Linked DNA regions of Mus musculus: regions 2 and 3 are each linked to region 1. Evidence: chromatin loops called from intact Hi-C (ENCODE). Cell type or tissue: left cerebral cortex. All regions are shown on one strand. Region 1 overlaps Myo3b (myosin IIIB). Region 2 holds the start of Gorasp2 (golgi reassembly stacking protein 2). Region 3 overlaps Myo3b (myosin IIIB).

What was found. Hi-C counts contacts between places; a loop is a spot of excess contacts. Peaks named below come from ENCODE experiments on the same cell type or tissue, not always from the same donor. Only the 100,000 strongest peaks of a DNase experiment are listed, where the experiment ranks them.
Region 2: it touches region 1 in a loop (2.8-fold over the local background); 2 of 42 quality-filtered maps call a loop at or near these places.
Region 3: a loop joins it to region 1, with 5 times the contacts of the local background. A loop is called at or near these places in 15 of 42 quality-filtered maps.

Annotation. Positions count from the first base shown.
Region 1 is chr2:70,122,988-70,130,987 of GRCm38, reverse strand. It overlaps Myo3b (myosin IIIB), which reads right to left. Exons shown (of 35, transcript NM_177376.4): 8 at 3,996-4,141. Among named protein-coding and RNA genes, the nearest start is that of Myo3b, 88 kb to the right of the region's middle. In left cerebral cortex, a CTCF peak has its summit at 3,990 (motif pointing left); DNase peaks (open chromatin) are centred at 3,031 and 3,989; H3K27ac peaks cover 1,984 bases.
Region 2 is chr2:70,657,162-70,665,161 of GRCm38, reverse strand. Gorasp2 (golgi reassembly stacking protein 2) reads right to left here and starts at 3,653. Exons shown (of 10, transcript NM_027352.4): 1 at 3,402-3,653. The coding sequence starts at 3,464. In left cerebral cortex, CTCF peaks have their summits at 1,140 and 3,732; DNase peaks (open chromatin) are centred at 3,732 and 7,371; H3K4me3 peaks cover 2,019 bases; H3K27ac peaks cover 1,318 bases.
Region 3 is chr2:70,214,338-70,222,337 of GRCm38, reverse strand. It overlaps Myo3b (myosin IIIB), which reads right to left. Exons shown (of 35, transcript NM_177376.4): 10 at 5,168-5,323. Among named protein-coding and RNA genes, the nearest start is that of Myo3b, 180 kb to the right of the region's middle. In left cerebral cortex, a CTCF peak has its summit at 4,354 (motif pointing left); DNase peaks (open chromatin) are centred at 4,316, 6,790 and 7,733; H3K27ac peaks cover 278 bases.

The sequences.
Region 1 (8,000 bases):
GATTCTCATGTCCCTGGAAGAAATAGAGAAGAAGACATAGGGCAGAGGGATACGAAGGACAGAAGACTGGAGGCAAGGCTCCTCCAAAAACCTCCAGAACAACTTCTGAGGAGACTCTGGAAGGAGTCTCCTAAGCTCTGTGTGGATTGTGCCCTTGGACTTCAGTCCAGCAGGACCATAAGAGGATAAGTGTTGATTGTTCAAACTCATTGAATCTCTGGTTCTCTGCTGTGACAACCCTGAAAAACTCACTCGATTGGGAGCGGGTGATTCTGGAACACCTGGATTTAGTGATGGACACATGAAGCAGAGATGGTCACAAGTTCTCCTCTCCTGAGACTGTTCACTGCAGGGAAAGCTCTCTGGGGAAGGCAGTCACCAGCTCTGGAGACTGGAATGATCAGGCAAGTTTCTACTGGGAATCTTGGGGGTGGGGGTTTCTTTTGCTTTTTTTCTACAGAGAGTAATGTGGAAAGCATGAAGTTGGTCATGAGACACTGATCAGAGCCATCCTTCATTGGGCCCAAGTAAATACATGCACAGTGTTGTTCTCAATGCTTGTGTAGTAAACCCACACTGTACCCCACAAAGGTCCCTATCACCTTTCTGAACCTGTCTACATTGGACAAAGGGAGTCATTAGCTAAAGACTCTGAGCTATAGAAAGATACCTAGATTACCTAGAGACCAAAATAATTGTACATTTTTCCTAACCCTACTGATCTGTGAAATTATAACTGTGAAACAGATCTCCTCTAAAGTGAAATATATATGAGATATATCATATATATGTATACACATCACAAACATACATATATGATCCTTCCAAGCCTTTGGGATTTTAAATGGCGTCTGAAAAAAAAAACAACATGTAAGCATGAAATCTACAGATGCTCAGAGAAACAACTTCCCTCTCCCTCTTCTAACTCTGGGGGGTGGGTGGGGAGGCAGCAGAAGCATCGGCAGTCAGGGGTGACTTTTTTTTTTTGGAGCAAAGGCATTAGACAAGATGACACGCTGACAGGTTCAGAAAACAGTGAATGCCGTGCCAATCAGCAGATAATTTGTGTGTTTGCAGCGTAGGAAGAAGTGTGAGTCACGCAGTATTTCAAAGGCAGGTCACAATTGCTGTTTGTCATCTTGCAATGTGAAGGTCAGGAGACAGAAGAAGGTGGGAGGAAGCAGAGAGGAGACCTGCTTGCAAGCAGATCAACCATAGCCAGACAGGTCCTGCTCCATGGCTCTGACAGTGCCCAGGGAGCCCATGTAATTACTGCCTGAACTGACATCTGAGGCTTTCACCTCCAGCAGCCACAAGGTCATTCTTTGTAACTTCTGAAAGTCACTCCTTCCATGACTCAGTCAAGCCTTGCCTCTCTTCCCCCACTTAGTCACTTACTCAATTTATTTCCAAGAATAAAATAACTGCAAGGGGGGAGGCCAGTAGGGAAATTCAGGGAAGGAAGCCTCCAGTTTTTCAGATCCCAGGGGACCAAAAAATGGACCTCATTGTTTAATGGAAGAAAATTCCAGTGCATTGGAAGTACATCCAAATAGAAAAAGAAAAGGAAACTGAAGTCAAGCAGAATCAAGAATTTTTGTCATTAATGTTATTTGCAGGGAAGGGGAAGGGAGGGCAGGGCAAGGGGAGGGGCCCACCCTTATGAAATATAAAAGTCAATATTCAACTGGATTTTTAAAATATGTAAATGAGAGCTGGTGTACTAACTCAGTGGGTAAAGATGCCAAACCTAACAGCCTGAACTCAACCCCCACAACCAGAATGATGAAACTAGTCCTTTGATGTCTTCACACACACACACACACACACACACACACACACACCCTCCCATGCCTTCTCAATACATAAACAAACAAATCAATGCAATATAAGGCTTTTAAAAATGTAAGTGTTTAACTTCATCACTTTCCATTTAAGAGCTTTTTTCTGAGGAAATGATACATTTTTAGCACTGAGAATAGGCATGCATGGTCACACAGCTCTAGTCAACCCGTAACCCTTCAAAGAGAACTGAGTGATCCCGATAGGATAATTCTTAAAGAACTAACTTACTGATATAAACCCACAGAGTTCTCCCAGGGCTTAGGAAGAGAGCAGCTACCGTCTTAGTACAGAGGCTGCATGTCGTCATTTGTTTTTCTTCTTCCTGCCCAAGAATGGCAAGCCAGCCCATTAGAGTTGTGACAATGGCAAATGTTGAGTCCAAATAATCGCACAGAGAATCTGCCAAACTATTATTCTGATATCTGATCCAGCATCCGAACAGGAAAAAAAAAATAAAGAAAGGCAGGAAGTCTAGGAAAGAGTGACAGTCTCAGCATAGCTGGGATAAAGATGGATGTCTTCCAGTTCCCTTGTTCTGTGAGCCATTCTGCATCGAGGTAGGGAAAGGGGGTTAGTTATCTTCATCTAGATCTAAAGACTTCTCCCAAGATACAAGACGGGAGTGGAGTGCTAGAATAGAGATGATCAGAGAGCAGAGGCTGTGGACACAGAAGTTAGCTCATCACTGGAGATGAAGGGTCTATTGACTCAATGGGTATACACTCATGTGCACGCACACACACAAACACACACACACACACACACACGCACGCACGCACGCACACGCACATGCACGCACACACCTCTTTAGCCTCCTGGAATTTATCAGCGTAGGCGATTTTTTTTTTCAAAGCATTTCATCTGCCTATGAACGCACACTTTTAAAAAGGGAAAGAATAAATATACCCAAAGAAATCTCTTATTGAAAGTGTATACATCTCGTAAAACTCTCTGCTATTTGGGAAACTATGTTGCCATAGCAAGCAAGCACTTGTAACACAAGGAACCACACAGAGAATCCTTGCAGCCTGGTTCCTCATCTCTGCACATGTCACCGCTCGCTCGCTCTCTCTGCTGCCGGCTCCTGCATCCGTAGGTCCCTTCGACTGCTCACCAGACTGTTAATTAAGAAGCCGGAAGCTTCAGCTGCTACCATGAGCACTTGTTTTTATGTTTTGGAAAAAGCAGAAAAACCAGCCCGGCTTAAGCGAGGCTGTTTTCGGAATGTTGGTTGTTGGTTTGCTCACATCTGGATTAGGTCTAAAATGATAATATTACGATGATCAACGCTTGAGAGCCCCATCTGCATATAAATAGGCCTAATCAGAAATGCAAATGCAATTTCCAGAACTGTGTAAAGGCTGCAGATAGCTGCGCTTTTGTGCGGATAAGGGAAGGTCAACACGTGTATTGTGACATCGATTCAACGGCCCAGAGTGTTCCTTTGAAAGAGCCGGTTTGGAAAATACAAATTATCTATCAATCTGCACCCAGGCTGAGCTGGGCTCCCCACCATTTGACCCTCCTAACGTATATCAGCTCAGCTGCTGGCAAAGAACCACCCTGCACGTGCAGACCCTGAGAGCACACAGAGTAGGCAGCACACCTCATCTAAATCACTTCTGAGACTCCTCTGAAGGGGCTTTCCCACTGAGGGGTGAGGAATAAGGATGTATGGGTAATGAGACATCTTTCAGATAGACGTCACTGCTGATCTGAGTGGATATGACCATATGTATATGTATTTTGGGGAGCCCCCTCAAGCTCCCCCAATGCTACATTAAGTACACTTAAAAAGAAAGCGTCGGCCTTTAGACCAGTTGTTAAGTCCTAAATCACATCTGTGTTTCTCTCGTGTAAAGCACAAAAAAAAAAAAAAAAAAAAAGAACATTTCAGAAAAATTGTAGTGCTGTGAATTGGCAATTGTCCCATGCTCTCGCCATTTCTCAGGGAACTTATCTTGTAGCGATTAGTATCTCCTCACGCCCCCACCCCCACTCTAAATTTTTTCCCTCATCTTTTTGAAAGGGAAACATATTACACAATCGAGCTTTCTCAAATGCGGAGAGAACTTGCATACCAACTAGCTTCCCTCCAAAACCGGTTTCACGGAGCACCGATGAGTCAAGAGCGCCACCTGGTGTCCTACCTTGGTATCTTAAAGAGCATTTTCACAGGATGCATTTCAAAGAGGGGAGGGTCTCCATCTCCCAGCTCAATGGCTGTGATGCCCAAGGACCAGACGTCACAACGAGCGTCATAGGACGAGTCATACTGCTGCTCGCAAGCAATGACCTATCAGACAAAAACAAGACACAACACATCAGGCCACTGTCACCCCAGATGCCTGGAAACCCTTTTTGTTATTCCATTGACCGTGCTAATGATGAATGGGAGCAATGAGATGTTTGTAGGCTGTGCATAACCGATTCATCATCTGATATGTTTACTAACTTAGGTCCTTCTCCTTTCCTTTTGAGCTGGGGTCTGACGATGTTGCTGAGGCTGGTCTCAAATTCACAAGACGTGCCTTTGCATGTTCATTTCTTCCGTTCTCATGTGACCGTCACGCCTGCTAGGATTACAGATGGATTCGCTTCCTTTTTAAAATGTGTTAGCTCCACTCAGAAACCATGTGTTGAACCATCTCAGTACAAAGCACATCATGAGGTAGTGTATGGGAGAGGGGCCACTCTGTCTTCAAAGTGCCTGCTTTTCGTTCCCCTTTAAAGAAAAAACTTGGTATTCGAACGGTACCTCCCAGCCTGCTGTTAAATTTAAACCCCCAAAAACAGTTGCTCTTAAGAGTGGCTGACACAGAGTCCTCGGGAGTGCAACCCACCGAGCAGACTGATGTTGGAAGACCCTACGGTTATGAAAAGCAGGAGCCACCCCATCCTACAGTTTCCCTCTTACCAACAACGTCAGAGCCCTCCCCAACATCAAACAACCTCAACAACAGTTTGTGGGTGCCACTGCATTTTCTGGCCTAACTGGGTAGAGAGCAGGGAGATTAGAAATGGCTGCAGGCTTGCTAGTGGGTGAAGAACAGGAATTCTTGGAGGATTCTGTTTTATCAATGTTCTAAGTCTCACAGGGGGAAGCAGACTCCTGACTGTCATGCAGGACTGGGAAAGAGGTGCAAGCAGAGGGTGAAGAGGGACCCAGGGCTCCCCTTGCCCTTGATTCTGCCTCCCAGAGCAGGCCGGATGCTGACTGTGACAGCTGAGCACCACGTTGGTGAGTGTGGGGTGGGCAGGCTGCTCCCCTCAGGCTCTCATGTTGGCTTTGGCTTTTACTCTGGGTGAGACAACTACTTGTGGTAAGCTGACAAGAGACAAGTCAGGCTTCTATTCTAGTTGCTCCCCTGGCTGCATGCTGAGGGCAGAGCCAAGAGAGGGGGACACACAGCCAGTTACAGTGCTACTGTACCAACCAGTTATAACCAGATCCTGAATGTAATTCTGAAGGTTGAACCAACTGGAATTCAGAGTGGGCTTTTAAGAAAAAAGATCTGTGGATAACTCTGAAGTGTTTGACCTGGGCATGTACCGGAGAACTGGGGTTAACCCACATGGAAAGGAGAGAGAAAAAGCAGGTTCAAGAGTCAAAGCTGAAGCATTCAAATCTCAGGGGTCAGGGAAGTATCCAATGGGAGATAGTGATTTTAACCCCTAAGGCCTCCAAGGCTCCCTACTGGACATCTGAGGTAGATAATTATAATTATAAGAAGAGTACTCTGGCCTGTATGTGCCCCCCCCCCACCCCATCCCCCAGTTCATGTATGAGAAATGTGATCCCTATAATGCAACAGTGATAGGAGATGTGACCTTCGGGAAGATGTCCAGTCCGGAGGCTTGGCCCTCCTGAATGGATTCATGTCAAGACAAGTGTATGAGAATGGCTCTCTAGCCTCCCACCGTACGAGGAGAGTCGGAGGCCCTCACGGAACCCCAGAGCCTTCACATTCCCAGACCTTATGGCTGTGAAGGAATACTATTTTGTTCCCTCTAGATTGCCCTGCCTGAGATATTTAGTACAAAGTAAATCAGCAAAATAAAGAATTATGTTGTGCTAAGTGATGGTGGCTGGTGATGCACGCCTTTAATCCCAGCACTTAGGAGGCAGAGGTAGGCGAATCTCTGAGTCTGCTGTCAGATTGGTCTACAGAGAGAGTTCCATGTCAGCCAGGGCTACACAGAGAAACATCTTTCAGAAAAAAAAATGTATGTTGCTTTGGGCCCCTGGATCTTGATATTATTAAAGCAGTGAGAGAAAGGTAGTGTATCAGCTCTCTTCCACACCAGGTCATGTGAAAATGTCCTGAGCCTTCTATCCTCAACCTCAGCTATGGCTCTTACTGTTGCTGCTTCTTCTTCTTCTTCTTCTTCTTCTTCTTCTTCTTCTTCTTCTTCTTCTTCTTCTTCTTCTTCTTCTTCTTCTTCCTCATCTTCCTCCTCCTCCTCCTCCTCTTCCTCCTCTTCCTCCTCCTCTTCCTTCTCCTCCTCCTCCTTCTTCCTCTCTCTCTCTCTCTCTCTCTCTCTCTCTCTCTCTCTCTCTCTCTTTCTCTTTCTCTCTCTCCCTCACCCCCCCTGGTCTCTGAACTAGAGAATGTTCTCCTATGGACCTACACCATGTGTCTAGCTGCCACCCCTCCATCAGAACAGAGCGTCTTCTCGAAGACTATTCTGTCATGAGTTCAATGCATTGTTTTCAAAATAAAGTTCAGGTCACTCAGAATCTGGAAACAAAAGCTACTTCAGTGCCTCTAAGGACCTCAGTTTCCTCACCCCAATCACGCAACAGCCTGCAGCATTTACAAGGAGCTCCAGAGAAGGCTCCTCAACACCTCCCGGGAACATTTTTGAAAGTGCAGGACAAACATAATATTAGACCTATTAATCAGAAGACAGTTTGGCAGTTTACTAATGGCACTGTGATGGGCCGTGTGTGTGTGTGTGTGTGTGTGTGTGTGTGTGAGAGAGAGAGAGAGAGAGAGAGAGAGAGAGAGAGAGAGGGAGAGGGAGAGGGAGAGGGAGAGGGAGAGGGAGAGGGAGAGGGAGAGGGAGAGGGAGAGGGAGAGGGAGAGGGAGAGGGAGAGGGAGAGGGAGAGGGAGAGGGAGAGGGAGAGGGAGAGAGACTCTACCCTTCCCCAAGCAGGGTCTGGAACCAAGTAATATAAAACGGGCCTCTAATGGTTAAATAGCAAGCTACAGCCATCATCAATGTCCCCAGACAGTGTGCACTAGTGTGTCTGATAAGGGATGTGGGCTCCAAAATCTCTGGACACTAGACAAAGGTTACTGAGGAAGGTGGCAGGAAGTGTCTTGCACTAGCAGTCTACAGTGTCCAGAAAGACACTCCAGTGTCAGCCTCTCAGATGGAACAAAAGCCAACCCAAGAACACAGCCAAGTATGGAACTGGAGACGGGCTGACAACTTCTCCAGCACTGTCATAAAATATTCAAAACTAGTTTCAGCTTGTCTTTCCAGACAGATGCAGACTTCATAAAGAGAAATACACCTCTCAGCCAATTCTTCTCCCAGAACTCAGCTCATCAGACACCAAAGAAACTCTTCTAAGGAAGTTTGTGGGAAAGTAGATTGTTAAAATAATTCACAAATTGTTACTTTGTAGCCATGAGCCAGACAAGGTACTGGGCCCTGTAGAGGGAATGGTCTTCAGAAACAAGCCTGAGAGAAGGGAGGAGGCTGTTACCTTCTTTACAGCTGTTTACTCGACAAGGGAAACAGCCCTTCTTGTGGCAGAACTCTGATGGATTTTAGAAACACTCTAAGGATGCCTCCCACGTGAAGGCCAATGCATCTTCATCTATAAATCTAACACGAAACCATCGCTGTGAAGAGGAGAATACGCACCATGCTTAGCTTGCTTTCTCCTTGTCTTCAAGTAAAGCATTCTGGGACTGTTGGGTCTTTGATTCCCTTGCTGCAGGAGAAGGGACCTCACAGAGGACTTCCGGGTTGGATTTTTGTTAGGAAGCTCTGCTAAGCTGAGAGAGCAGCCGTGGCTGGCAGGGAAGGCACTGCCTTGAACCAGGCTGACTTAACTTCTAGAAGTCCTACTGAGTTAGGTTCCCCAAAACTTGGTTTATTATTGCTACTATTTTTTTATTTATGTGCATATTTCTGG
Region 2 (8,000 bases), 530 kb before region 1:
ATAATGGCCATCTAAGAGACCACTCTAAAGATGAAACTTTTGAGAATGGCTTTGTTAGACTCACTTAATAACAAATGTCAAATGGAAGCAAGAATCTGGCATTCAACATACAGGGACTGTAGGAGGCAGCCTATAGTACTTCTATAAAACCTAGAAGCCCTAAGGACACATTGTCTGTAAAAAGTGATACATAGTTCTAGCCTATTGTTTGGATTTTAAAAGTAACATTTCTTTAAACTCTGTGACACAAGTAGTCTGGAACTCAAAATATGGACCAGGCTGAGCTTAAACTCGGAGATCTGCCTGCCTCAGCTTCCAGAGTGCTGGGAATAAAGGTGTGTACTACAGAGTTCACTTTGGCAGTGGTATGTGCATATGCCTGCACAGGCCAGAGGTATAACTCTTACAGTTAAAGTTATAGGCATTTGTGAGCCATCCAATTTAGATGCTGGGAACTGAACACGGGTCTTCTCCAAGAGCAGTATGTGACTTTAACCAGTGGGCCATCTCTTCGGCCTAAGTACCCACTTTTAAAAAATAACTTTTGAAAATATTCAGGGTGTTTGATAAACTTTTCCTTGAAAGTACAGCTTTCTGATTAATTAATTAGTTCCAATTTACTTACCAAGAAATAAAACTGCTAATTATTTAGGCTGTATGACTAATCTATCTTTATTTGTTCTTGATTTTAAACAGGGTCTCAGTCTGTAACTAAGAGTAGCCTAAAACTCATTTTGTACTCAAACTTGGTCTTCAACTTTTGGCAATCCTGCCTTACCTCACAAGTGCTGGATTATGGGTGTGGTTGACCACACCCCACTCTAATATATATTTTGCCCACACTCAACTTCATTATGCCACAGCATTCAAAACCTTTGTGGCATATATATAGGGGGTAGAGGAAAGCACAGGAAAATAAAGACAAAAACTCCAGCAGTATTTACCTTTAGACAGTGCAATTTCATGAAACTTTATCTTGAAATGTGTTTAAGTGTTCTATAAAGAACGGATAACCAGAAAACACAGCAACTTAGTAAAATGAAGATCAGTACTTACAGAATGTTAAGTCTGTAATTTTGGAATGTATAATTCAAGTGAAACAAAAAGAATTTAAGGGTCTGAACATATCCTTTGAAGAATTAAAGACCAGAAAACTCCGTGCTCAACACCAGGAGGTGCTAGTTAACCACATTCTCCTATGAAGCTCAATGCAGTGAACCTCACGGCCCTGTTAGGAAACATCACAGTCACAGTAGGTATCATATGCTTCCACCAGTTACACAAAGAAGCAAAAACCTGAGAAAAGCAGATGAGGTGTGGGAAGAGATGCTTCTCTGCATAAAACACACTGAATGACCGCAGGAGAAACCCTGCCGTGGTCAGTCACCTCTGCAATGGGGATAACAGTAAATATATAATGGGATCACAATTGCACCGAACCATGCGGGAAGGCAGAAAAAAACACGTATACGCCACCTAAGAGAACAGACAGGAAGACAGAAATTCATAGCACCTAAGAAGATAAAGTACTCTGCTTAGAGTAATTGCTGGGTCTGTTTCCGATTGCCCAAAGATTGTAAAGCAGAGCTGAGCAGTAAGTACTGAAAATAATCTCTCCAAGTTTACTTGATTATGTGGATTCCTGTAAGATAGCAGCAGATACGGGCATCAGAAGAGCAAATAGTGTTTTTACCACTAACAAGTGAACGGCCAGCAAACTGGTAGTTACCACAGAAAGTGAAATTACATCAGTTCAAACATGGGTGAGTTTATCTCAAAAGTTTCCTGCTATAGACACATTGGCTCACAAGATCGGGGTCTGTAGTGGGACGTACCACCATGCCTTAGGAAGCAACGGATAGGAGGGAGAGAACTCTTTTTTTCTCTCTGAAAACAGAGGTAAGGCAATGAGTGGCAAAATCAGGGAGAGAGAGGGTTAAAAACTTAAAAACATTTGCTTTCATGACATAATCACTAAAGCTCCCTTGGTTTATACCCTCTATACAATGATTTCATATTTTGTAACATTTGTGCTCCAGATGCAGACTGGTAACTGGGGCTGCCCCTACTATTTCTAAAGCTCAAGGAAGAGAGTAATAACACACCTGTACTAACTATGTGTGCACTCAGAAATCCTCCGAAGCACACCTATGAAGACGACATACTTCAACTGTCTTCCATAGGAATGAGCTCATTAAACTGAAGTTCTGTTGACATGAAGATCCATCTAAGACCCTAAAGACTATTTTTTTTTCCTACTCATTAACACTAATGTGTCTTACTAGGTTTCCCTGGGTGTTTATTATAATAAAAATACTGCAGCTCCCTAAGGGTTCATGGCCACACTCAGAATCTGCAAGTAACAGGATAATACACCTCACATGAGTCAACTCAGAATCAGACCAGATGAAAAAGCATCGCCATTAATTTTCCTACGAACCCGGGATGAAGCAGTTCTTTCTCCTGTGTTTCCTATTAGTGTGGGATTTAGGAGTTTGGTTAGCTGAAGGAAATAGGAAAGTAATATGGCATATGAAGAAACACCCTGGAAAAACAAGGGCTTCAAAAGTCTCTTTTGAGTGGAATGGAGAGACAACCACAATCCCGACAACCAGGTGACCAATCACAGTCCTATCGTTCAGGTATCTGGGCTATTTTAAAACGTTATCTCATTCAGAACATGCGACCCAGGGCAGAAAATGAAGGTAAGCAAGCACACTCTCAGAGAAGATTGTCCCTAAATGGCGATGCAGACTGAGGCCACTCTGTTCACAGCCCATGTTAGCACTCACACAGGTGTCACCACATTCCTGGTTCCACGAGGAAAGGACCGTTCACAGGCGGATGTGTCTTTGACCCCTGGTGTCTGGCGCTGCGTTTCCTCATCAAGCCTGGCTATTTTGGAAACTCTCCTCCGCGGACCTAAACCTCAATCTCCCCGACTATTTCATCTTAGAAAGAAGAACGGAAGTTCCTCTCCTCCAGGAAATGTTGGAGAGATCTGGAAGGGTCAGGAGCGACCCGGAACGGAAAAGTCCTATCAAAAATCAACTAAATTTAAGTCTGTCAAATCTAGCCCGAGGCCGTTCGTGCTCCTTTCCCTGTCCAGGTGGCCCTTGCAAGCATCCAGGGGTAGCCGAGATGAACCGACACCGGTCGTGACATCTCCGCTTAGCCTGTGGCTCCGTCACCCTCCCCGAGAACACAGGTACGGGTTCCGGCTCCTTCTGGAGGCGGCGCCCCTTGCTCTTCCTAACTCTGAAGCTCAGGCCAGTGCGCGGCGAGGCCGTGCGGAGGGCCAGGAGCCAGGGTGGTGGGTCCCGGGCCACGTCGCCGGCAGCCGCGCCCAGGGTGCTCCGCGGACTCGGGCCTGGCCGCCCCGGCGTCCCCCCGGGCCTTACCCGCAAAACGTGGTAGCCCTCGGTGCCGCCGCCCGGGATCTCGACGCTCTGCGAGGAGCCCATGGCGGCGGGCGATCCGTACGACCCGGCCGGCTCAGCGCTGCTCCGCCTCGCGCACCGCCCGCTTGGCGACTCCGCGTAGCTCTTGGGACGTGGCACTTGCAGCAGCCCGAGCCGGGCCGCACAGCCCGCCGGGAGATCGTCGCCCGGCAGCCACGGCCGCTGCCACGCCGCAGACAGCGCCCCCTGACGGGAGCCGGAGGGAACGATCGGAAGAGCGCAGCGGGCGGAGGCAGGGAGCGCGAGAAAGCGGAAAGACAGCCCGGAACGCGACGGCTCGCTACGGGGCCCCGGAGCAGACAAGACTTATCTCGGCGCGTTTCTACCTTCGCAGAAGGGTATTTGGTCGCAGCGCCTCCTGGTGACCAGAGGCCAGAGAGGAAGGGAGCAGATGCCGAGCACGCCTGGCGCTTGCTTTGTTTTAGGTCTTGTTTAATAAGATTGTATACCTGAGGATAGTTCACAGTGCCTTTCTGGGGTTGGAATATCAGGTATTCTCAGCTCACGTTTATAAAGAGCAGTGTTCCCTGAAATAAAAGCGGTTACTGTTTTGTTGTTTTTCTTCTCGTCCTGATAGAACACTACGGAGCTACGCAGGAGCGAGGGGCAGGGGTTGGATTTCCTTGGAATTTTGCCTGTTGCCCCACTGCACCCCTCTCAGTGTTCCCTGCCCCGTCTCCTCCCCATGCTATAGTTTGACTTTCAGTAATGGTGTCCCATCCAGGTGTTGACTGTCTTTGGTGTTTTGCAGTGTGAGCTATTATTAAGGGTTCTGAAGTATTCTAGTCCCAAATGGTTTTTCATAGTTAACCCAACACGCCACCAGTTAGATAGTCTAGTTTAAAGGATAGGTAGAGGAGCAAATGAGTGGTGCTCTAAAGAGCCAGGGGAATACAGTACGGGGACCTTTCTTCCCGACAGCTGACCAGTTCGCCATATGGAATCAGAATCATATGAAATTAAGAAGACTGGACTGAAAGAGATACCCATAGACAAAACTAAGAAATACCAGGAAGAGCTTGCATTGGGATCTGGAGTGAAGCCCAGAGGTTTCATAGTCCCTAGCCTGTGGAGGTGGAGGAACCTTGAAGGGATGGACCTTGTAGAAGGAAGTTGGAGTCTGTCCTTAAAGTAGGGAGTAGAACCCTGCCGCTTACTTTCTCTCTTTGCCTCACAGCTGCCCCGAGATGAACAGCTTTGCCAAAATAATGGAGCCAACAGCTATGGACTGAAACTACAAGCCAAACAAATCTTTCTTTCTCCTTTAAGTCGTTTTTTTGTCATTGACAAAAAGCTAACAGAAGGCCAATCTGAAAAAATTCCTAGGGCTGAAGAGGAAGGAGGCTTACGGGTTAAAAGTGTTGGCTGCTCAGTCATGTCAATGGGAATTCAGATCCCAGCACCGACAATAGACTGTCTATAATGCTTATAGCTTCAGCTCGAAGGGATCTAGCACCCTCTTCCAGCCTCAGTGTAGACACACACACACACACACACACACACACACACACACACAGAGAGAGAGAGAGAGAGAGAGAGAGAGAGAGAGAGAGAGAGAGAGCTGGGATCTTGCTGTGTTCTCCTGACTAGTCTTAAATCCCTGATTCCCAGTGACTCTCCTGCCTCAGCCTTCTGAGTAGCTGAGATATGCCACTGTGCCTGGCTTGTAAATGGCATTTTTGGTGCAATTGGAGAAACTTGAATATGGTTGCTAGAATATTAGATTTAGGAGAAGACTATTTCTTTTAATGAAAAGGAAGATAATTACTGAGGTAGGGAGCTAGTTAGAAGACAGACTGAGCCTATAGGCATATAAAATGATTTTTTAAAAATAAAGTATACATTAGTGCATTCCTCCACATAGGACTGTCTGGGATGATAAGAGAAGGGGCTATACTATGGACTTCTGAGTGGTAACTATGTATTTATCTTGGGTTCTTATGTATTCTATACTGCTCAAGGACCTGCCTTTTTATAACAATTTTTGTTTAAAAATTGAAAATAAATTACCACGTCTCTCTTTGCTGCTAATAAGCCAATTATAGTATCTTTCAAAGACCCCACGAGTCCATAGTTAAATAAATGAAAGGTGTGGTCACATGACTTCTCAAGAGCAGGGAGTGCAGCAGAGTTGGTTGCATGTTGCTGGTATGTACTGGAGTGCCTGGCAGCTAATGCAAAGAATCAATATTTAATACAAGACAATAAATATAAGAACTAGATTTGTTGATAATCATCTTATCCTGCTGGGCAGTTAATAATCTCCTTCATGGTACTGATATGTTCAGATGCCAAAGTTTTAGCTTAGGGGTTGGGAGATGGCTCAGGGTGAAGTCATTCACTGGGCAAACACAAAGACTCAAGTTCAGATCTCCAGAATGCACATAAAAAGCCAACCCATTGCTGCAGGAGTCTGTAGCCCCAGAACTGGGGAGGTAGACACAGAAAGAGCTTGGGGACTTGCTGGCTACCAGCCTAGTGCCAGGTTCCTAGAGACCCTGTCTTAAGGAAATAAGTTAGAAAGTGAGACCAGAGTACACAGTGACACACACACACGAGAGAGAGAGAGAGAGAGAGAGAGAGACAGAAGACAGAGACACAGAGAAACACATATGTATGTATGTATGTATATATATGTATAAATGTATATATGGGTGTGTTTGTGTATAAATTTGGATATACACACATATATAAATGTGTCAAAAGAGTATATATAAATCTAAATAGTATATAAAATAGTATATATAAATCTAAATAGTATATGTAAAATAGTATATGTAAATTTAATCTGTCAGCTTAAAATAGTAACAAGAGAAGAATCACACCTGAGAGCTGAAAACTCGGTAGTCACTTGATCCTTGGGGCTGAATGCGTCAAGTAGCCCCACAGTGGCTGTTTCTCTCTTCGAGTTGACAACCAGTGGTTACTCAATCCACAAGTCAGGGTGCCTCAGTCGTTCCAATCTGCTGCCAGAAGCGCAGAAGATTCCTGGAGAGCTGCTGGTCCCTTGTCCATGATGACAGCTTGGAAACTCTAGCTCTGATATGACTGAGGGAATCAGCAGCAGCAGCAGCAGCAGCAGCAGCACAAATCAACTCCATGGTAAGAGGGACATCCAAGTGAGCAGAAACAGAGATGATCTCCTCTCTGACAAACACGTTTTAGCTTGACTTAACTCATGCATGACTTAATTCATACAATTCCTGCACTTCTCAAAAGTTCATACCCCAGAAATTCACACTAGCTCTCTTCTCGTTGTGTGCTCTTGGAACAGTTAGCTCCTTAGTTTCTGGTAACATCTCAGCCATCACCATAGGCTTGCCTTTCAGTTGGGCTAAGAATCCAGCTTTTGAGGGCTGAGGGATGTAGCTCAGTGGTAGAGCCTGGAGCAGGTCTGGTATGATAGCATCCATTCACTATTAGATCTAGAGTTTATGGTGGGGAACATGGTGTTAGTATTTGTCAGGAAGTGTTTGCTTGGCATGTGCAAATCCCCTGCCTCAACCTCTTATTTTCCCACATTTTCCTGGAAGAGGAGGAGGAAAATTTAAAACATTACTGATTTGAATTAAATAACTTCACAAACAGTTAATGTGGCTTCTATTTCTGCCTCATCAATATGTCTGTTGTGTGGCAGTTACTAACAGGTGAGGTACAGATTTGAGACCTTTAAAAAAATATACCCATTACTCCTGTTCCTGGTATCAGTCTGCCTTCTTCATTTTGTTGGGGCATATGCTCAAATGGAAGGTAATGAATAAGATCCTGAGGATGCCGCCAAAGCGAATGTAAATAAATTCAACACAGTGGAGGAAAACACATGGGAAATTATTGGCCATGTCAGTCACAGTCTGAGTCAGAATCTGCTGCAGGCAAGTTGGCATTTTGAAAACATCACAGGCAGCAGAAAAGTGGGCTTCTGCAAAAACCAAACACCAAACCAGATACCTACAGCTAAAACCAATCAATCAAACCAGTAGCGGCTTACTTCATAGAACCAGCCTTTATGCATTTCATCTGGGTTTTGTTGATTCTGAACTATCGTCAGTAAGCAACTCATGATGGCAGGGACACTTTTCTTCCTACGGACGAGTGCAGCCTTATCCCTCCCTGCCCATAACCTGGAAGGTCTGGCTCCTTCCTGAAGAGATCAGATAAGGGGTCAGTCCACACGGCAACCCCTTCGTTGTGTAGTCTGCTTTGCTACTTAGCAAAATTGTCATGTTAACGCCATAGAAGCCCAGCGGCCACTGCCAGGACTACAGGGACTGATGACCTGTGGGCAGTGTATGACTCCACATGATTGGTACCCAGGAAGGGGCAATTTAGCAGGATTCTGCTCATAAAACACACGGAGTGAGAGCTGGGCTGAGCAATGAACAGATTGCTGTCTGGGAACTGGCAAACTCGAAGAGAAACACAATTTCGCATATTTGCATATCAGAATGGCAGCTGTGGAGGGTGTTTTGCCCTGTGCTTTGGTAGTGACAGAGGAGCGACACAGAACAGCTTCTGTGTAGGTAGATGAAGGGATGCAGA
Region 3 (8,000 bases), 91 kb before region 1:
TAATGAGTGTTCACCATATGGAATGTGTTATCTTTAATCCCTGACTGCTTAGTGTCTCCAGGCTTCGGAAGAGAGGATTATAGGTTCCTAGGCAGCATCTCGGTAGGGTGCCTGTCATATCCCCATAGCAGTAAGAATTACAGACTCAACTAAGAGAGAGGGAGGCTGCTGCCTGTGTCAGCCAGAGGCTTAAACTTAACAGCCCTTGATCACAGTGGCAGGGAAGGTGGTTCCTTCTGCTCAGTTCTGCCTTTCCTACCTCTGCTCTCCCTTATCGTTCTCCTCTATGCTCACTCACACACCCCTACCTCCTCCTCTGCCTCCTCCTCCTCCTCCTCCTCCTCCTCTTCCTCCTCCTCCTCCTCCTCCTCCCTGTCCTCCTCCTCCTCCTCCTCCCTGTCCTCCTCCTCCTCCTCCTCCCTGTCCTCCTCCTCCTCCTCCTCCCTGTCCTCCTCCTCCTCCTCCTCCTCCCTGTCCTCCTCCTCTTCAGCACCTGGGTCCTTTTGCTTTCCCTTCTTACTGTTACCTCTTCTTACTCTTACTTGAGGGATCCACAACTTGTCAGTACGTTAAAAGAAAACGTGAATTTCTATCTCACTGAAGTTTTCCATGAGCACAGCTCTGTCTTGTTTCTAAGGTCCTCTCCGACGCTCCCAGGACCTCAGTCGCCCCTCCCCCCCACCCCGCCCCCTTTGTTCTCCATACTCCACCGAACCTGTGTTTCTTCTTCACGCCAACAACCAGCCCCTCACTAGACGCAGCCTCCGAGTTACTAAGCCACTGTCAGACCTCCAAATCTGCTTTCTCTGTCCTACACTTTGTGGTCAAGAGTAACTAGAGTTTACAGATGGCCAAAGGAATGGTGGAGACAGCCCTCTTGCTGGGAGCCTCTCGTGCTGTGCGGTTCTCTGCGTCTCTACTAACCACTTCACGGCACTGGAGTATCAGTGAGTCACCCTGTCCCTGGGTCTTCTGTACTTCTGAAAAGTCATAGCTATATTTGAATAACATTCCTCACAGTGACACTTCCAAAGGCTTAGCATCTCCCTGGACCGAACACCACTACCCACCCTGATACCTTAGTAGTTTTTGGAAAGCTAAAGGCCATTCAACATGAGTTTTCTCACATTACCTCCTTTTCCTTCAGATTTTTGGAATATTCTAATCTCACCTGTATGTGTCTTTCTAGCATTGAGGTTTGTTCTAAGACCAACCAATCATCTTTTAGATCCTTGATTCATTTCTCTTCTATAACTCCACTATAACTCCCACTTCTATCTTTAATGTCTCCTCTACATATAATCCCTACCCTTCATCTTTTCAAGCCTTCCCTATCTTTTTAAAAAATTTATTATTTATCTATTCGCTTTATATCCCAATTGTAGGCCCCTGTGCCCCTCTCCTCCCAGTCCCACCTTTACAAATCCCTCCCTCTATAACCCTCTCCTCAGAGAAGGAAAGCTCACCTAGGTACTGTTCCACCCTGGGACATCCAGTCTCAGTAGGACTAAGTGTGTCCTCTCCTACTGAAACCCAACCAGGCAGCCCATCTAGGGGGAAGGGATCCAATGGCAAGCAACAGAGTCAGAGACAGCCTCTACTCCGATTGTTAGGGGACTCACATGAAGACCAAGCTGTACATCTGCTATAAATGTATAGGGAGCCTAGATCCAATTCCTGCATGCTCTTTGGTTGGTGATTCAGTTTCTGTAAGCTCTCTTGGGCCAGGGTAATAGGGTGCCCTTGACCCCTCTAGTTTGTCCAAGTCTATCCCCTACTCTTGCACAAGACTCCTTGAGCTCTGCCTGATGTTTGGCTGTGAGTTTCTGCATCTGTTTCCATCTGTTGCTGGATGAAGCCTCTCAGGACTCTGACAGTGGTGGTTATATGGCAGGCAGGAAAATGTGAAGCCACAGGCTAGGCAGGTTTAAATCCTAGCTCAGCCACTTCCTGGACATCCCCAGGCATCCCAAAGCCAGGTGCCCTTTCCCGGGGCGGGGCCAGACCGACCACAGCCTCTCTTTCTCTTGTCTCAGTGCTTCTCAACCTCTAATGCTGTGACCCTTTAATACAGCTCCTCATGTTGTTGTGACCCCCCCAACCATAACATTATTTTCATTGCTACTCCATAATTTTGCTGTTGTAATGAATCATAATGGAAATATTTTTGGAAATAGCGAGTTGGTGAAGGGGTCGAGACCCACAGGTTGAGAACCGCTATTTTACCTGATTCTTGTTTGTATGGTACAAAGACTGTTAGCATCTTATCAAGAACCAGATCTGGTTTGCCTTTGCAGTTGCTCTGCTCAGTTGAGGGCTTGACACCTACACACGTAAGTAAATGTTTCTACAGAGAATAAATGAATAAATTTGACTTTGAGGAAAAGATAGAAATCAATACTTTTAACATTTGGTGCCTCCGTACTGTTTATTTTAATGATCTTCTCTGATAATTAAGGAGATGGATTTTCACAGATAAAGGGCAAAAGAAAGGGAGTTGTGCTGGCTAGCTTTATGTCAACTGGGCACAAACTAGAGTCATCTGAGAGGAGGGAACCTCAGTTAAGAGAATGCCTCCATATAATTGGACAGTAGGCAACCCTGGAGGGCATTTTCTTAATTAGTGATTGAGATGGGAGGGCCCAGCCTATTAGGAGTGGTGCCACCCCTGAGCTGGTGGTTTGAGGTGCTATGAGGAAGGAGACTGAGCAAGTCATGAAGAGCAAGCCAGTGCGCAGCACCCCTCCATGGCCTCTGCATCAGCTCCTGCCTCCAGGTTCCTGCCTTCTTTGCGTTCCTGCCATTATTGTCTTTGGTAATGAACAGTGCTAATGAGGTGCTAGTGAGAGAACCCCTTTCCTCCCAAAGTTGGTTTGGGTCAGAGTGTTTCATCAGAGCCGAAGAAATCCTAACTAAGACTATAGTGTTAAAAAGAAGTGAAGGACTCTAACAGTCTATGCACAGATATTTTTCTATGACCAACATTTATTGATGGCTAACACTGTAGGTAGGCAGAGCCATCCTAATCATTTATGTGTAGATTCAATCTGAAATCAAAACAACTCCCATCTTATAGAAGAGAGTTCAGAAGAATAAACAGTTAAATGACTTCTTCAGCAAGTGGCCGAGCTACAGCCCAAATCGGGCAGAGCCCATGGTTTTAATCATTGGTTTGCCCTGCCTGGTATGTGAGCATCGTTGGAAAGAAATGAGGGGGCTATTTTCCCATCTGTCCCTGCTCTCGCCTCTGTTAGTCTCTGTTTTCTCCACCTTCACTGGAAACTCACAGCTTTCGATAGATTGGCTAGTCAGCTGCAAATGACAGCTGAGAGCTTTTCCTGGTGGGTTCAGAAAGCATCTATATAGCCAACACCTGGCTAGCTGTTAAGAGGAAGTGTGAATTACACCGTGTTCCCTTTGGAATTTATTTCTGACCTCCTAAGGAAGGGGCTGTTCAACATTTTGATACGTATTTGTGAGGTTGTATTTTTTTAATGACTGCTCAAAAGAACATGAAGTACAGAATGAAACTGGAGATTACAAAGGCCCTGTGAGAAGCCTTTGCCACCTACCAGGCGTCTAACATCAAAAGAGTTGGCAAAGAGTAATTAGAGCAAGGGCCTGAGCGTGCACGGCGGCGTCATGATTTTCTAAGGGGGAAATAGGTGTTTAAAATGAGACTGGAGAACTGCACAGGCAAAAATGAGCAGAAGTATGGTGCTTGGTAAGTCCGAGAACTGGCTTCGAAGCCACTGGAGAGCAGCTCTCTGATCTAACAGAGACAGGAGAAGCTGGGTCTGACTTAACTGCTTAAGGGCCTGGATGTCTGGGTGTTTGCATCTCGTCCTCATTTTGGTAGTGTGTGTGAATGTGTGGGGCAGGCTGATGTACAGAAACTAAAGGAAAGTGGGTTTTTGGTTCTCCTGGCCTCAAGCACAAGTTTCTACTGCTTCAAAAGGCCCCAAGTCACAAGAATGGGTCTCTCTGCCTTGTCAGCTAGACACAGACACAGAAATAGCCATGGCAGTAAGAACCGATAGGAAAATGTTTGCTGCAGAAACCTGTGACAAGAGAAAAAATCAGCACAACACAGTCACCTTGACATTCCATCTCTGGTAAGTCTGGCTTTGGCTTTCTGGTTTGTAAACGGGCTTCTGCACAATACAGGGCTATCTCCGGACCTGATTTACTCTGTGTTATCTTCCTCACCTCCGGTATTCTGGATGTTCTTTTAATAATACTGGACTGGTGCTTATCTGCATCCTGGCCAGAATTTAAAAGCCAAGTAATTGCAGAGTAGGGGAGCTATGTCTGCAATTACATTCTCTCTTCCTTAAAGAGAAATTCTGCCACCCTCTGGACAGAAATCAAAGATCTGTTTCATAGAGATTCTCACAGAATAGAGTTTTAAAGACTTGCTCCCACACCCTAAAAATAAGCATCTTAAAAAAAAAAAACAACTATATGTCCTTTAAAAAGTGGGGGGGAGAAGGTTAGAGCCATGTAGAAGGAGTCCTGGCTGCTTTAGCTAGCATAAACAAAATGCATGAGAAAATAAAACTAAGATAAGTCTACGGATTCAGTAGAGAATGGGCTCAGAGGCCATCGAAACAGTCTTGAGCATTTAACATACACTCTTTCCACGGCCTGTTCGTAGAGTCCATGTTAGCTCTCCACTCTGCAATAGCCAATTAAAGACTTTTCACATAATCTCAGACATGACTGTTTTGCAGTTACATTTTATTTTATTTTATTTTGGGTTTTTGAGACAGGGTTTCTCTGTTTAGTCCTGGCTATCCTGTAGACCAGGCTAGCCTAGAATTCACAAAGATCCACCTGCCTCTGCCTTCGTTTGCCTCCTGAGTGCTAGGATTAAAGGTACGGGCCACCACTGTCCAGCTTGCAGTTAGTTACTCAGCTGAACACGAGGACCGTGAGATTTCAGCCATTTGAGAGAAACCGGTCACAGGGGTCTGAATAGGCAGTTTGTTTCTGAATCCTGCCTATTCGTCCACGGGACATGCTTAATTAAAGTCACACAAATGAAACGCTGCAAAATGCAAGGATGTGGTTGTTACAGATTAAAATGTGGGGCAAGCCCAAGCACAATCATATCATCCTTACAAACACCCAGAGAAAGAAATCAGAGTGACACGGAGAACCATACCTGGTTTTAGCAACAGGGTTTCGATGCTTCTGGTCCTGGAGCACCTTGGCCAGCTGTTTTTGCAGACACAAAACCTTGCCTTGAGTTCCTTTAATGAATGGGTGGTCCAAGAGATGGGTGACCGAAGGCCGCTTTTCAAAATCTTTAATAAGACACCTGTTTCACAAAAAAACAACAAATAATTCTAAAGTGTAACATTAGACACTCTCTGTCCCTGGGAATATAATATAGGAGAGAGGAGGGAAGAAGGCTTGGTAATGAACGTGATCATTAGCCCCGTGCAGCTCTTTCCTTTGAAATATGTATCAGAAAGTAGAAAAATTCAATGAATTGAATCAGTTAAACCATCAGAAATCTACTTTAGACTGTTGTAAGTAAATATTAAAAACTCAATTCTTTTTTTACTCTCAATTTACTGTGAAATATTTGAAACACTGGAAAAGTAGACTACTTAGGAAAGCATTTTTAAGAGAAGGGAGTTTATCTTAGGAACCTATAGAACTGTGACGTATCACCTCTACTAACCCTTTTATAGGAGTTGCTCTAACTCGGTGGAGTGGAGGGCCTGGGGGATGCATTTAGAAGCTTACAAAGAGAGAAAGGAACCTGCAAGCAACAGAGAAGCGTGCGGCCACTGGCTTCTAGTGTTTTCTGAGAGAACAGAAAGGTCTCAGAACTGAAGATGACTGGCACTGTAGTTCTGGTGAATTGCTATAGGATTATACAAAGTGGGGAGCAGAAAGTCCATGCAAAACGGTAAAAGTCGGGATCTGTTTGAGCCCCTCTGCAGTGGATTGGTTAGAGCCACCCCAGCGGAACGGCTTTCTCATTAGGACTAAATGACCTATCATCCATAGAAAACAACAACTCCACACACGGAAATCCCTAGTGAAATGGGATCTGATGAAAACCGCTCCAACCACCATTGCCTTTCTATCCCGAGTAGCTGCCCTGCATCAGAGGAGGAAGCTGCAACATCTTTCAGCTGACACAGGAGGCTCAGGATAAGCACAGAATGACCTTCTGCCCACTCCATGCCATCAACAGCTGTGGTTTGTCCCTCAGTAGCATGGCAGCAGCAACCCAAAGCCTTGGCAGGCTGTAGGAAAGTTAGCAGCCTCTGAGCACCTTTGACAGAGCATTTAAGCCCAATTCTTCACAGCAATCCCCAGTTGTCAGATACACAGGGAGCTTTTAGTTTTCACTTCAAAATGGCTTTCCCTCACCTTCTAGTCCTGAAGAATATTCTGTAACATTCCCGTTCCCCCGTCAGTCTATTGGTGGATGCCTTGCCTTGGGGGCTCCTAGAACCGGAGCTTGCAGCTAGAAAGGCCAGCGACGCCTAGAGTATCTCCAGACTGATGGCCGCAAGACTATAAATACCACCTCCACCTTGCCATGGGGAGAAATCAATCATTTGACTTTTATAGGTCCAGGGTGGTTTGTATAGCCTATAATTTTTCCTAGCAACAATACAAAATCAGGCACAGGGGCTCACAAAAGATTGCTGTTGTCTTCCCATGAGCAATCTTCCCTGGATCGCATGTTTATTCATGGGTCCGTGTAACTACTGCCAAAGGAAAACACATTTATGTCACTGCTTGCCCAGAAAAGAAGGAACTCAAGAGGGCTATCTGATTGGTAACCCTGGTGATTTCTTCCCTTCTGACTTAAGTGTGGACCATAAAAACCCCTAAAATAAAGTAGCCATGTGTCCCTTGAGGGCTGATGGAGACAGATAGATCTGGATCCTCAGAAGGAATGAGAATGGTGTTGGTAAGTCCAGGATCCACCCAAGGGCTCAACGATTACTGTTCTTACAGAGAACCCAAGATCTGATTTCAGCATGCAGATACGATGGCTCACCACTGCCTATAACTCCAGCTCCAAGGGATCTAACATCCTCTTCTGGCCTCAGCCAGCACTTTATATGCACATAAATACACACACACACACACACATACATACACATGCATACACATACCACATACAAATATGTTGTTTGTTTGTTTTTTAAGAGGAAGAAAGGAAATGATAAAATAGGCATGCTTTCCTTGCCAGGTAACTGTTACCAAGGCTTCAACACACAGACTCAGGAGCAAAGCCAAATGCAGTCTGTGACAGCATGAAAAACTCCACGGCGTGTGAAATGGGAAACGAGCAGAGTGTACCTCTAACCTTCCTCCTTGGGACAGACTTTCAGGGGAGGCCGTCAGAAGAAGCCTGCAGACAGAGTCTTTTGGGTAGCCTTAGAAATCATGTCCCTAGTGGAATGGGAAGCAGTTAAAGGTAGGATATCTATCTGTCACACGATGTTAGCATGTATAGGCGAAGGAAGTCTTCTAACAAGTGACAAGATCATCTGCTGTGTTGGAGAGGGTCTGGCTTTAAATCACAGAGTGGGTAAGAGAAAAATGCATGAATATCAAAGAGAAAGAATCAGGTGAGGAAGATTGTAACACATGAGTCTGTTCCTGTGGCGACCCAAATAAGCTACAGTGATGGGCGAGACATCCGGGAAGATGATGAGTTAGTTAGTCTTCTCAGTAAGACTGGAGTGGGTGGTACTGCACACCACGGGATCAACAGGAGAGAAGCTGAGCGTGCCTGGGAGGAATGCTAAACAGCACGATGCCACCTCCAGCTGCACAGGGAGGATTTTTAGGGGAAGGACAAGAAGACCTTGAGAACGTAGCCTTAATTCACAAACACCCCTCCACATCTCGTTCTCATGGAGGCAGCACACAAGTCTGAAAGGGAATTGTTATGATATTGACACACAGATGCAAAGGCTCTGTCTACTAGATAACGGGGCATCGTCTCATTCTATTTA